3 separate regions of the Homo sapiens genome follow, and regions 1 and 3 are each linked to region 2. A link is a contact called in ENCODE Hi-C or POLR2A ChIA-PET data. All regions are on one chromosome and are shown on one strand. The core of a region is the stretch at or near the end of the contact, and the rest is flanking DNA. Distances in the headings are between cores, read along the strand shown.

Region 1 (4,136 bases), core at 768-3,267, 310 kb before region 2:
TGTGAAAAGGGTTCTGATTCTTTAAAAAACTTTAAGAAAACTTAAAATCCATTCCATGGAAAACCAAGTGGGATCTCTTGAACTCTCTCTGTCCATTTCCCAGATTTTAGTACCATTCAATAAGTATTCTTGGAGTCCTAGTTAAATGCCTAGTGTTGTGGCACATGCTAAGGGACATATAAAAAGAGATTATTTGGCTGGGCGCGGTGGCTCATGCCTGTAATCTCAGCATTTTGGGAGGACAAGGAGGGCAGATCACCTGAGGTCAGGAGTTTGAAACCAGCCTGGCCAACATGGTGAAGCCTAGTCTCTATTAAAAACACAAAATTAGCCAGGAGTGGTGGTGGGCACTTGTAATCCCAGCCACTCGGGAGGCTGAGGCAGGAGAATTGCTTGAACTCGGAAGGCGGAGATTGCCGTGAGCCAAGATTGCACCATTGCACTCCAGCCTGGGAGACAAGACTTTGTCTCAAAAATAAATAAATCAATGAAGTTGTTCTATTCCCCAAGGTGCAGATTTGCAAATTAGTCATGGGGTAGCTTCTTGGAAGAGGGTAGCATTTTCCCTTAGAAACAGCTTTATATATGATGTTTCATGTACGATGTTCCTACCATCCTATTTAGTTGCATCTTATTTCTTGGATGTCCCTGCAGAAGGGTTGCAAAAGGATAGTACGATAAGATCTTGGTCCTTACAACTTGTTATTTTTCTGCCACGAAAGTAGAGGAGATTTCTTTCTATGTGTGTATGGGTAGCTCTAGGTGAAAAACTTTGCATAATTTTCTGTACAGGGAGAAATACGGCAATAATTTCTTCTTCTTCTTCCTCTTTTTTTTTTTTTTTTTTTTTTGAGACAGGGTCTTGCTCTGTCACCCAGACTTGAGTGCAGTGATGCGATCATGGCTCACTGCAGCCTCAACTTCCCCAGCTCAAGCAATCCTCCCAGTAAGCTTCCCAAGTAGCTGGGACTACAAGTGTGCACAACCATACCTGGCTTTTTTTTTTCTTAATGTAGAGTCTCACAATGTGGCCCAGGCTGGGCAATAATTTCTTCATGGTGGGGTGAGGGAGGACAGAACAGGCCATTCTAGGTTAGATGTTTCTAAGTTGGGCACAGCATGTGTAAAGCCTGTTCGTTCCTGGGACTGTGTGGAGGGCAGATGATATTCCTACCAAAAAGAAAGCAGGTGAAAAGTTAGATAACATGAAGAGTTGAAGGAAGTACGTAGCTCCAACTACTGTGTGGTAGAATTCTTCCCTGACCCCAGCACCTGCCCTCTCGATGTATGTGATTCAAATGCTGCTTGGCTAGAATGGGATATACACCAGCTGGTCTCTGCCGGGTCCCTGGCCTGCCTTCCTCACCAGAACATCCCTGACAGTGCCTAGGCAGTCTGGGTGCGCTTGGTCCTACAGCAAGGACCGGTAGGCTTCCGAGCACCATGGCCAAGCAAAGGGGGCGAAGGAAGCCTCGGTCATCGAGTTCAGCCTGTGTGAGCAAAAGGAAGTCCCCATCCACACTCGCCACTCCCCGTCCTTAGCCTCCTGAGCTTATAGTGTGGTGTATGCTTCCCCCTTCTGGCCACAAATGGTCAACAATGATTTTTGGTAATCCCTGGTGGGAGGCCCTGCTTACTGCTGGGAAGTGGACCTTCCTAGTAACAGCGACGACAATGATACTGTTGCCAGAGCTATTGATGGAAGTGGTACAATCCAATAGGTGCAGTAAAAAGCCCTTTACATACACTGTCTCATTTAATCCTCAAAGCCAGGGGTCCCCAACTCCCGGGGCCACAGACCGGTACCAGTCCATGGCCTGTTAGGAACGGGGCCGCACAGCAGGAGGCGTGCGATGGGCGAGCGAGCAGAGCTTCATCTGTTTTTACAGCCACTCCCCTCTCGCATTACCGCCTGAGCTCCGCTTCCTGTCGGGTCAGCAGCGGCATTAGCGTCTCATAGGAGCATGAACCCTACTGTGAACTGCGCATGCGAGGGATCTAGGCTGCGCGCTCCTTATGAGAATCTAACGCCTGATGACCTATCACTGTCTCCCATCACTCCCAGATGGGACCGTCTAGTTGCAGGAAAACAAGCTCAGGGCTCCCACTGATTCTACATTATGGTGAGTTGTATAATTATCTCATTATGTATTAAAATGTAATAATAATATCCCGAAACCACCTCCCCACCGCCAGGTCTGTGGAAAAATTGTTTTCCACAAAACCAGTTCCCGGTGCCAAAAATGTTGGAGACTGCTGCTCAAAGCAATTTTGTAAGGGATGTATTATTATCCCCACTAAACAGAAGACAAACTAAGACACAGCAGTTAAATGACTTGTGCAAAATACGTGCTGATAAACGCAGCAGGGCGGGGGTTCACGCCTAGGTGTGTCAGGCTTCAAAGTCCGCGCTCTGGGCCACTGTGAACATTCCCGTTTCTGACGGGCTGTATTCTGGGTGGGGTATCCTCTGTCAACAGAGACATCTGTCAGACCATTCCTGCCCTTTTACTTCCATCAGTCCACATTCTGGCATCTTCCGTGTCATTTTTCCTCTTCACTTCTTGTGCTCCTCGGCAGATCTATGACCATCCCAGCCTCTTTCTTTTCTTCCTGATCTTTGGGCAATTCGCCTCCCTCCTGCTTGCTTCAAACATTCACTCTTGTGCAGCAGTTCTTTTCTTATTTATTTATTTTTTGAGATAGAGTCTCACTCTGTCGCCCAGCCTGGAGTGCAGTGGCGCTATATCGGCTCACTGCCACCTCCGCTTCCCAGGTTCAAGCGATTCTCTTGCCTCAGCCTTCTGAGTAGCTGGGATTATAGGCACCTGCCACCACACCCGGCTAATTTTTGTATTTTTAGTAGAGATGGGGTTTCGCCATGTTGGCCAGGCTGGTCTTGAACTCCTGACCTCAAGCCATCTGCCCGCCTTGGCCTCCCAAAGTGCTGGGATTACAGGTGTGAGCCACCGTGCATGGCCCATGCAGCAGTTCTTAAACTGGCACCCACAAGAGGTCTGGATTGAATCCGAGAGGTCTGTGAACATGGACATGGAAAATATTACATTCTATCGTGAATATAGAGAACAGAAGTGGGGCCTGTAACTTTGTCACAAATAGAAAGTCACAGCTCTTGCTATATCCCATTACTGTTACTAGGAATATCTCACGATGTCATCTATGTGCATCACTACTTTGAAATTACCAGAGTTATTAAACCTGTCACTAGACCTGTTATTTAGTCGTTAATAAAAAGCCTATATATTATCATATTACAAATTTGGTTTTTAAAAATATTGTGATAGCAGTCTTTCAAAACTAAAGAATTCCTTGGTAATCTTGTGTGTTTAATTTTATGTACTTAAAAACATTTTTCTTAGAAGGGCTCCAAAAGCTTCCGCAGCTTGCCAAGGGGATCCTGGCATGAAAAATGATGAAAAGAAAACACACTATCCTTGATTTTATGCCAGCTTTGCACCTCCTGACCCAGCCCATATAATGTAACAGTGACCCCCTGTAAGAGGGTTGCACTTCTCCAAATAGGAGGACCACAGGATTTCTCTTCCAAACAGGGACATTTGAGTATAGATAGAGTGATACTAGCATAACAAGAGTAAACTGGAACATATGGCCACCCCTCTCAAATATCAGGTATTCTGGAAACTGAAGAATTAGATAAGAAAATGCCAATGTAATTTACAAGAATCAACATAGAAACACCCTATCTGTAAATATGCTACTGATAAAACTAGATTGTCTCCTAAAATCCAACCAGAAAAAAATAACTAATATGAAATATATCAGCTTCAAATGAAATAATTATAGCATATAATAAAATAACGAATACTAGTGTATCACTTGCTATGGACAGACATTGTCTTACAACAGCCCTCTGAGGTTGGTTCTATTATTGTCCTCACTTTAAAAATGAGGAAAACGTGCCCCAATCACACAGCTAGAAAGAGGCTGAGCTGGTAGCAAATCCAAGCACACTGGCTGCTAACTGTGTGCTCTGACCCACTGTCTCTCGTGTGTCTTTGTTAGGAAATTTCATGATCCGACTGGAATCCAGGAAAATCACAGCTGAAATACAAAACATCAGCCCTTATCTCCAGCACTGTACATGGCAGAAACTG
Region 2 (2,569 bases), core at 1-2,500:
GACAAAGCCAGACTCCATCTCAAAAACATAAACAAAATAGAAAGGAAGCAAATTAAATTACGCTTTTGAAAGAAAGCAATTTATTAGAAGCCAAGAGAAAAGAAGTGATGTGATGAGAAGTGGAAAAGGACAAGAAGACAACAATGGACTAAGAAAGGAAAAGGACCATAATAAGCATAAGAAAGAAGAGGAATTGTGTGGTGGTCAGAAGAGATATTGTAGAAAGGAGGGAATGGCAGTCATGTGAAACGCGAAGCCGCCATCCCAGTCAATATGGGTGGGATGATGGGAACATTCCCCACATCCTAAAATATTCCCACAATGAGCTGGCTGTTCGAACATTATAAGGCTCTTTTCTGGTGTGTGTGCATGTTGCTTGTATAAGGCATATGCCCCCGACAGAAGTAATGTATTCAACTTTTAAGTCACTTAGTCTTTGAAGAAGCACTTTCAAAAGCGGATTTTTTTTTTTTTTTTTTTCCTGGAGGGAGGCTGACGGGACTAGAACTGAGGAAGAGTGTGGAAGTATGTCATAGCCATGGGCAACAGGTGCTGGCAATGTCAGAGATGAACTCTGCCTATTCACAATACTGTCAAAGTATAATTTTGAAAAAGCTAAAGCCATAATTCCCAGACAATTATCTAGACACTCTTACAAAGTGACGCTGTGTTAACTCGACTCATAAGAAATCAAATGTGTTAATGAAAAAAGAAAGGAACTATTTAGAGCTATTTCAGGCAGGGGGTGAGAAAACGGGGTAAAAGACAGGGGAAGAAAAGAGGGGGAAGAGGCGTTCCTGGAGGCGAGAGAGCCTGAGAAGGTGTGGGAAGCTTCGGGCTGGTGGGGGTGCATCGGGGAGCTGCCGCTGAAGTAACAGGGCTGGACGAGGGAGCCAGGGAGTACGGGGTGGGGGGGAAGACACACCTCCAAATTCAGCATTTCGGACTCTGAGGACTCCTCGGATCCCGCCTCGCCCTCGCCCTGGTCCTCATCTCCGTCCGAGTCCAGCTCCTGATAGCGGTGCATGAGCTGCTGGAGCAGGTAGGAGGAGGCTATGTTAGAGCTGCCTTTCGTCTTCTGCCCCATGGGAAAAGACCAGCAAGGCTGACGCTCTTTTTCTGCGCGAAACTGTAACGATCGGGCTCCAGTTCGGGATCTGCCCAAGCCTCTCAGGAGAGAGGCAGCTCTGGTCCTCAGGAGAGCCCTCTCGGAGGTCGCCATCTTGTTTAGCGGGGTTGCCTAGGAGACTGACCCCAGGCAAGGGGAACCGCGGAGGATTCTGGGGCCTGTAGTCTCCTCCGCGCGTACTCGCCTTCTGCAGGCGGGGCAGTGGGCGCTCCACTTGACTTTTCTTTTTCTCAGTCTCTTCTGTTATTTTTCTCTCTTTGGTCTGTTCTGTTCGCTTATCTTTCCTGTTTTCACCTCTTTTCGCTACACCCCCTTTCTTTGTCTCCAGCTGTTTCCTCCCTACCCTGAGACCCCTCTTAGAGCTTTGTCATCCCACGATAGGATCGCAGGTGCGCCACCGTTGCCGCTTCATTCCCAAAGGGCTCTTTCCGCAGAGTCGTACTTTAGAAGTGTCTAATGTCTCTAAAGCAGTCTGTAGGAAAGCTAGTACCACTGAAATTTATGCAAAGCGCGACGCTAGGAGATGAGGGTGCATATAAGTGAAATAGAAGGCATGGTTCCTGTCCTTATGATTTAATTGCAGATAATAAAGAGAAACTACCAGACGACGCCTGAGAGCTGATTTCCAATTAATTTACATTCCCCACCCCCACCCCCCAATGATAAGCCTTGTCCTTGGGGAGAAAAACTGGCAGTGGTCTTACAATCCAAACAGAGAGAGAAAAAACTGCTGTCAAATTGACACTGTATCTGAAAGCGTCTGAAAAGCTATTAGCATCCCATAAATAATTATATTAGTCAAGTGACCTGCATTGGCAATTATTTTAATCTTGTTGCACAGGCTCTCTTTGCAGTTAAAAAAAATACTCTTTCAAGATAACAAAGCACGATTTTATGCTAGTGTGATTTTATGTGACCCAAATCCCATAGCCTTAAGCTCCACAACGTCGACACTCTATAGAAAAGCAGAATGAAAATTATAGTAACTATTATTGCCATAGTGATGACAATAGAGATCCTTGCAGGGAAGTAGCCCTCATCCTTCTGGCCTTACAGGGCCTTTTCTGCACGCTTCAATGACAGCAGTTGCAAATACAAAATGATCCTGTCAATGGCTGTCAGGGGAGAAGGAGAAAAAATCCTTATGGACACCATCCATTGACGATTATCTTTCTCAGTGCTTGAGGGACCGTTAAAACTGACATAAAGCTTTCAGAATTACCTTCCTTCATTATCTTGCTAGTCATAAATGTAAAGGCCACAAGCAAAATATCTCTTTCTGCCAGGCTCATCTTGCTTTTTGCTTATTTCTTTTTCCAATAAGTAGAGATTCCTCCAAGGGAATTTTCCCCACCCTTACCCTCGTAGGGCCTGGCTTCGGCTAAGTGACATAGGGAAGAATCAGGCAGAAAGTGTAAAAATGCAAATCTCGATCGTTTT
Region 3 (3,888 bases), core at 748-3,247, 480 kb before region 2:
TTTTTTGTCAAAAATAGAAGCTGAATATCCTGAATTGCCCTATCAACAAGAATTTAATGGCTTAGCAGTGGTAAAGCTTAATTGTGATTTTTTGGTTTTTGCTCAGGCTGAAACTAAAATTTTTCTAAACAAGAAGAGCTACTCTCAACCACTATTATTCTAGTCTGAATGACTTTGGAAATTTGTTTGCTAAATTTTGCTAATTTTTAGGTGAGACACAATAAGTGTTCTTATTTTTTAAAGCTATGCACTGTCATTGACAGATAAAAGGATATGATGTTTAGGATTTGTTTCAAAATAATCAGGGAAGTAAAAAAGTACAGATGAAATAATATTGTCCGTAAATGATACTAAAGCTGAGTGATATGTACACTACATTCAATACACTATTCCCTCTAACTTTCTATATGTTCAAAATTCCTATAATGAAAAATTAGGAAAAAATCAATATCCATTATTATAGCTGACAAAGAAGGAAGTCATCTTATAGATAGGCTGGCCTACAAAGATGTCCTAAGAATCAAGAGACAACCAGAATAGTCATCAAAGTGTCCATTATGGCAGCCAATCCTTCAGGCAGCTGAGAGCCTGGGAGTCGCTGCAAACTGGCTTGGAGCTAATGAGCCACATGGGAGTTAAATCAGAGTGGGGCAGGGGTGAGGCAAGCAGATGATTTAGGGTGAGAAGAAATAAAGAGTCCACAGAATAAGGAATGAAAAAAAATCTCTAGAAATCCTCTAGCTTGTGGGAATTAACAAAGGAATACTCTGGGTTGGCCAAAGACCCAGCTGACTGAAAACAGTGCAATCAAGAGCCAACTTACCCAGGAAACAGATGTGCAGGAATTCCAAATTTCCTGAAGTAGTATGGGAAAGTAGAGTAACTGACTCCCAAAATTTTTTACAAACTCAGAAAGGAGTGAAAAGAAGGTAGGCTTTGGAGAACTCCTGGATGAACATCTTGCTTACAGAAAGTTCACATGGAGAATCAATGGCAGGAAAGGTAAGAAGGGCACTGCTACATGTGGTGTGCTCATTTCAGACAATGAGCACACAGCAACATCCAGGATATTCTCCTGCCTTAGAAGGAATCACAACAAACTGTAAAATACCAGGAATGAGGAGATTTGTCCAGTGGAGATACGTTGGGGCAGTCACTGAAAGAGTGAAAATAGCTGCCTGGCTTGAGAAAGCCGCCTATTTGAAGCCATTCTCATCTAAAAGTATAGATCAGCAAGTCCAAAGTTATAATCATCACTCCATCCCCTACAATCATCGTGAGTGATTTTTTTCTTCAACACTCAAGTCAATTCCACCAACATTTTGCTGACACTGTATTGGGAAGTGTGGAAGATAAAAAATACGTATTACCGAAACGTGGACCCTAACACAGGGACACTCACCTCTAAGTGGAGAATGTAAATGGCCCTTGCAACAAACTGACCCTGAACTCCTTGACCTTCAACTTTAATCTTCTTCAGTCTTTTTCAGCCACACCCAACCATAGCCACTTCTTTGGTATTATCCTCCCTAGTACTCCTCCATCATCAAGATCTCAAACTCTGAAATTCTTCTAGACTACAAACTATTATTCTTCTGTCTTCCTGGTACCTCATAATTTTTTCTGTTTACCCTCGTCGTGAACTCCAGACCCCTTGAATGCTTCTATTCAAGCCGTCTCTTGGTTTCACTTGCCCCCTTCGTAGCCTAGACACCATAGACATGCGAAGCGACTAAAGACCACTAGGTGGCAGCAGAGCCCCAACTAGACTGTCCCCCAGCTTGGGCACCAAGTCAGATTATTAATATTTATAATGAAAGCCTGAAGTTTGAAGGGGTAAGACAATAGTGGAATTAAACAAACAATAGCAAATAATACAGGGAGGTCAGTCAGCTGGGGCCAAGAAGATCTTAAGCCCCATGCAAGTGTAAACCAGAGAAATGGTGAGACCTCAGCCATTGGGGAGATGACAGGTTACTCTCAGGTTAATTGTCTATAATCATCTCCTATCTGTCTACATGGGTAGCCTTTCCCCTGCTTTGAAACATTTCCTGCTAAACAACCCTTAACGATTTTCTATTTAAAGATCAGTTAATGTCACTAGGCCTCCTGGAATCCTTTGTACTTAGGCAATTCCCAGCACTAGATAAAATCAAACTTCTTGGCCAGGCATGGTGGCTCACGCCTGTAATCCCAGCTCTCAGGGAGACAAGAGGCGGGAGGATAGCTTAAGCCCAGGAGTTCGAGACCTGCCTGGGCAATATAGCGAGACCCTGTTCTCCACAAAAAGGAAACAAGAAAAAAGACAAAAAAAAAATCAACCTTCTTATCTCTCTTTCTCTGGGCAGCCAGGTGCTTGGCAGAAAATTACAAAAGTCTGCACAGTGACTTAATTCTAAATATGTGATATGTAACCTCAGTGGTGACTTCAATGTTCAACTTTCATTCTTCATGAACTTCTTAGGGGATTCCTCATGGAAGTATTCTAAGCCTTCCCCACTCCCTGAAATCCCTTACCACATTTCAGCTTCCCCAACTGCAGCAGTTGAGCTCACATCCTCCTTTATCTGGGGGGCTGAGGTCATCCATCCTGTCCTCTCTGAAGCCCTTCTCTACTGTAGAAAGAGCATAGGAGCTACAGAGTCTTTCCGGGTAGGTGTACCCAGTCGGATGGAGAAGATAGAAATTCCACCCTCTTCAATAGAAAGTAATAAAAATGGATATCCTGTATCTCATCTCTGAATCAACTTACTCCCCCAAAAGATGTTACAAACATTACTAACTGGAGTGTTTTCTAAACCATAGGAAGGAGCCTGAGGTGACGTCTTTTACAAATTTTATCTGGAAAGGCAATGCTTTCAAACTATACTCCAGCAAAATATGCTCCCATCATTAAACTTCAACTGACTTTATCCTATCCCGGTGGCATGTGGTTTGTGTATTCAGTCCTTCATTTGATAAATACTTACTCTAGAGACAAGCCTCATAGCCACTACACATACTGCCAAATACAGAGATGATGGAAGACTTGTATGTCTGATAATGAATATTGAAAGGGAAGAATCATTCATCCAGAATTTATGAGAATCTCCCTCCACAACTATCAAAAGAGGATCTACCCACTGGGCTGCAGGCATATGGCAGTGTGCTCTGTCCTTAGGATCAATCAAGATGGTAAGTGCCTCAGGCTTAAGTTATTTATTATAATCACTCTTCTGATATGCAAATCATTTTCAAAGGTTTTCTGGCTACTGAAAAGATCATATATGACCAGCAGGCAGGTGCACATATGTTTCAGTCGGCTTGATGGATATATCTCTCTGAATAGTTATGTAAGATTCTACTATATTTATCAGTTTTTTAATGACTAGATTATTATGGATCATCCCCGATATTATTCCTGAGTGGACTAACAAAAATACATTTTTAGAAATAATTTTTTAAATGTCAAAAACTGTAGACTGGACCTTGGTCTCAAAATGACCCTACTAAGGTACTGACAGCCTAAAAGATTCAGCTGGAGCCTCCTGTCTTTCTCTTGTTATTTTTTTTTTTTAAGACGGAGTCTAGCTCTGTCGCCCAGGCTGGAGTGCAGTGGTGCGATCTCAGCTCACTGCAACCTCTGCCGCCTGGTTCAAGCAATTCTCCTGCCTCAGCCTCCTGAGTAGCTGGGATTACAGGTGCCTGCCACTGCGCCCAGCTAATTTTTGTATTTTTAGTAGACACGGAGTTTCACCATCTTGGCGAGGCTGGTCTTGAACTCCTGACCTCGTGATCCACCCGCCCCAGCCACCCAAAGTGCTTGGATTACAGGCGTGAGCCACCGTGCCCGGCCTTCTCTCTCTCTCTTAAAGCCAAGGGTATTAAACACACATCCATTTGGAACTG

The links. Hi-C counts contacts between places; a loop is a spot of excess contacts on that map. ChIA-PET counts read pairs that join two places held with the same protein, here RNA polymerase II (POLR2A). Pooled maps may share reads with other maps.
Region 1: a loop to region 2 is called in a map of CD8-positive, alpha-beta T cell, with 5 times the contacts of the local background. The contact joins the promoter of LINC03060 here to the promoter of LRGUK in region 2. A Hi-C loop is called at or near these places in 3 of 168 maps with a recorded cell type or tissue (CD8-positive, alpha-beta T cell, mammary epithelial cell and naive thymus-derived CD4-positive, alpha-beta T cell) and 8 of 50 pooled maps.
Region 3: a loop to region 2 is called in a map of sigmoid colon, with 5 times the contacts of the local background. The contact joins the enhancer-like site here to the promoter of LRGUK in region 2. A Hi-C loop is called at or near these places in 1 of 168 maps with a recorded cell type or tissue (sigmoid colon) and 4 of 50 pooled maps. POLR2A ChIA-PET finds 5 or more read pairs at or near these places in 1 of 52 experiments (WTC11).

What each region holds. Positions count from the first base shown.
Region 1 is chr7:134,430,301-134,434,436 of GRCh38, reverse strand. LINC03060 (long intergenic non-protein coding RNA 3060) reads left to right here and starts at 2,017. Exons shown (of 3, transcript NR_183392.1): 1 at 2,017-2,123.
Region 2 is chr7:134,126,021-134,128,589 of GRCh38, reverse strand. It overlaps LRGUK (leucine rich repeats and guanylate kinase domain containing), which reads right to left and starts at 1,250. Exons shown (of 20, transcript NM_144648.3): 1 at 926-1,250. The coding sequence starts at 1,222. RefSeq lists enhancers at 968-1,237, 1,348-1,397.
Region 3 is chr7:134,604,369-134,608,256 of GRCh38, reverse strand. No RefSeq gene overlaps it. Among named protein-coding and RNA genes, the nearest start is that of BPGM, 41 kb to the left of the region's middle. Within about 2 kb of position 1,997, at least 2 of the 41 ENCODE cell types and tissues checked have a DNase peak (open chromatin) inside an H3K27ac peak, as active enhancers do.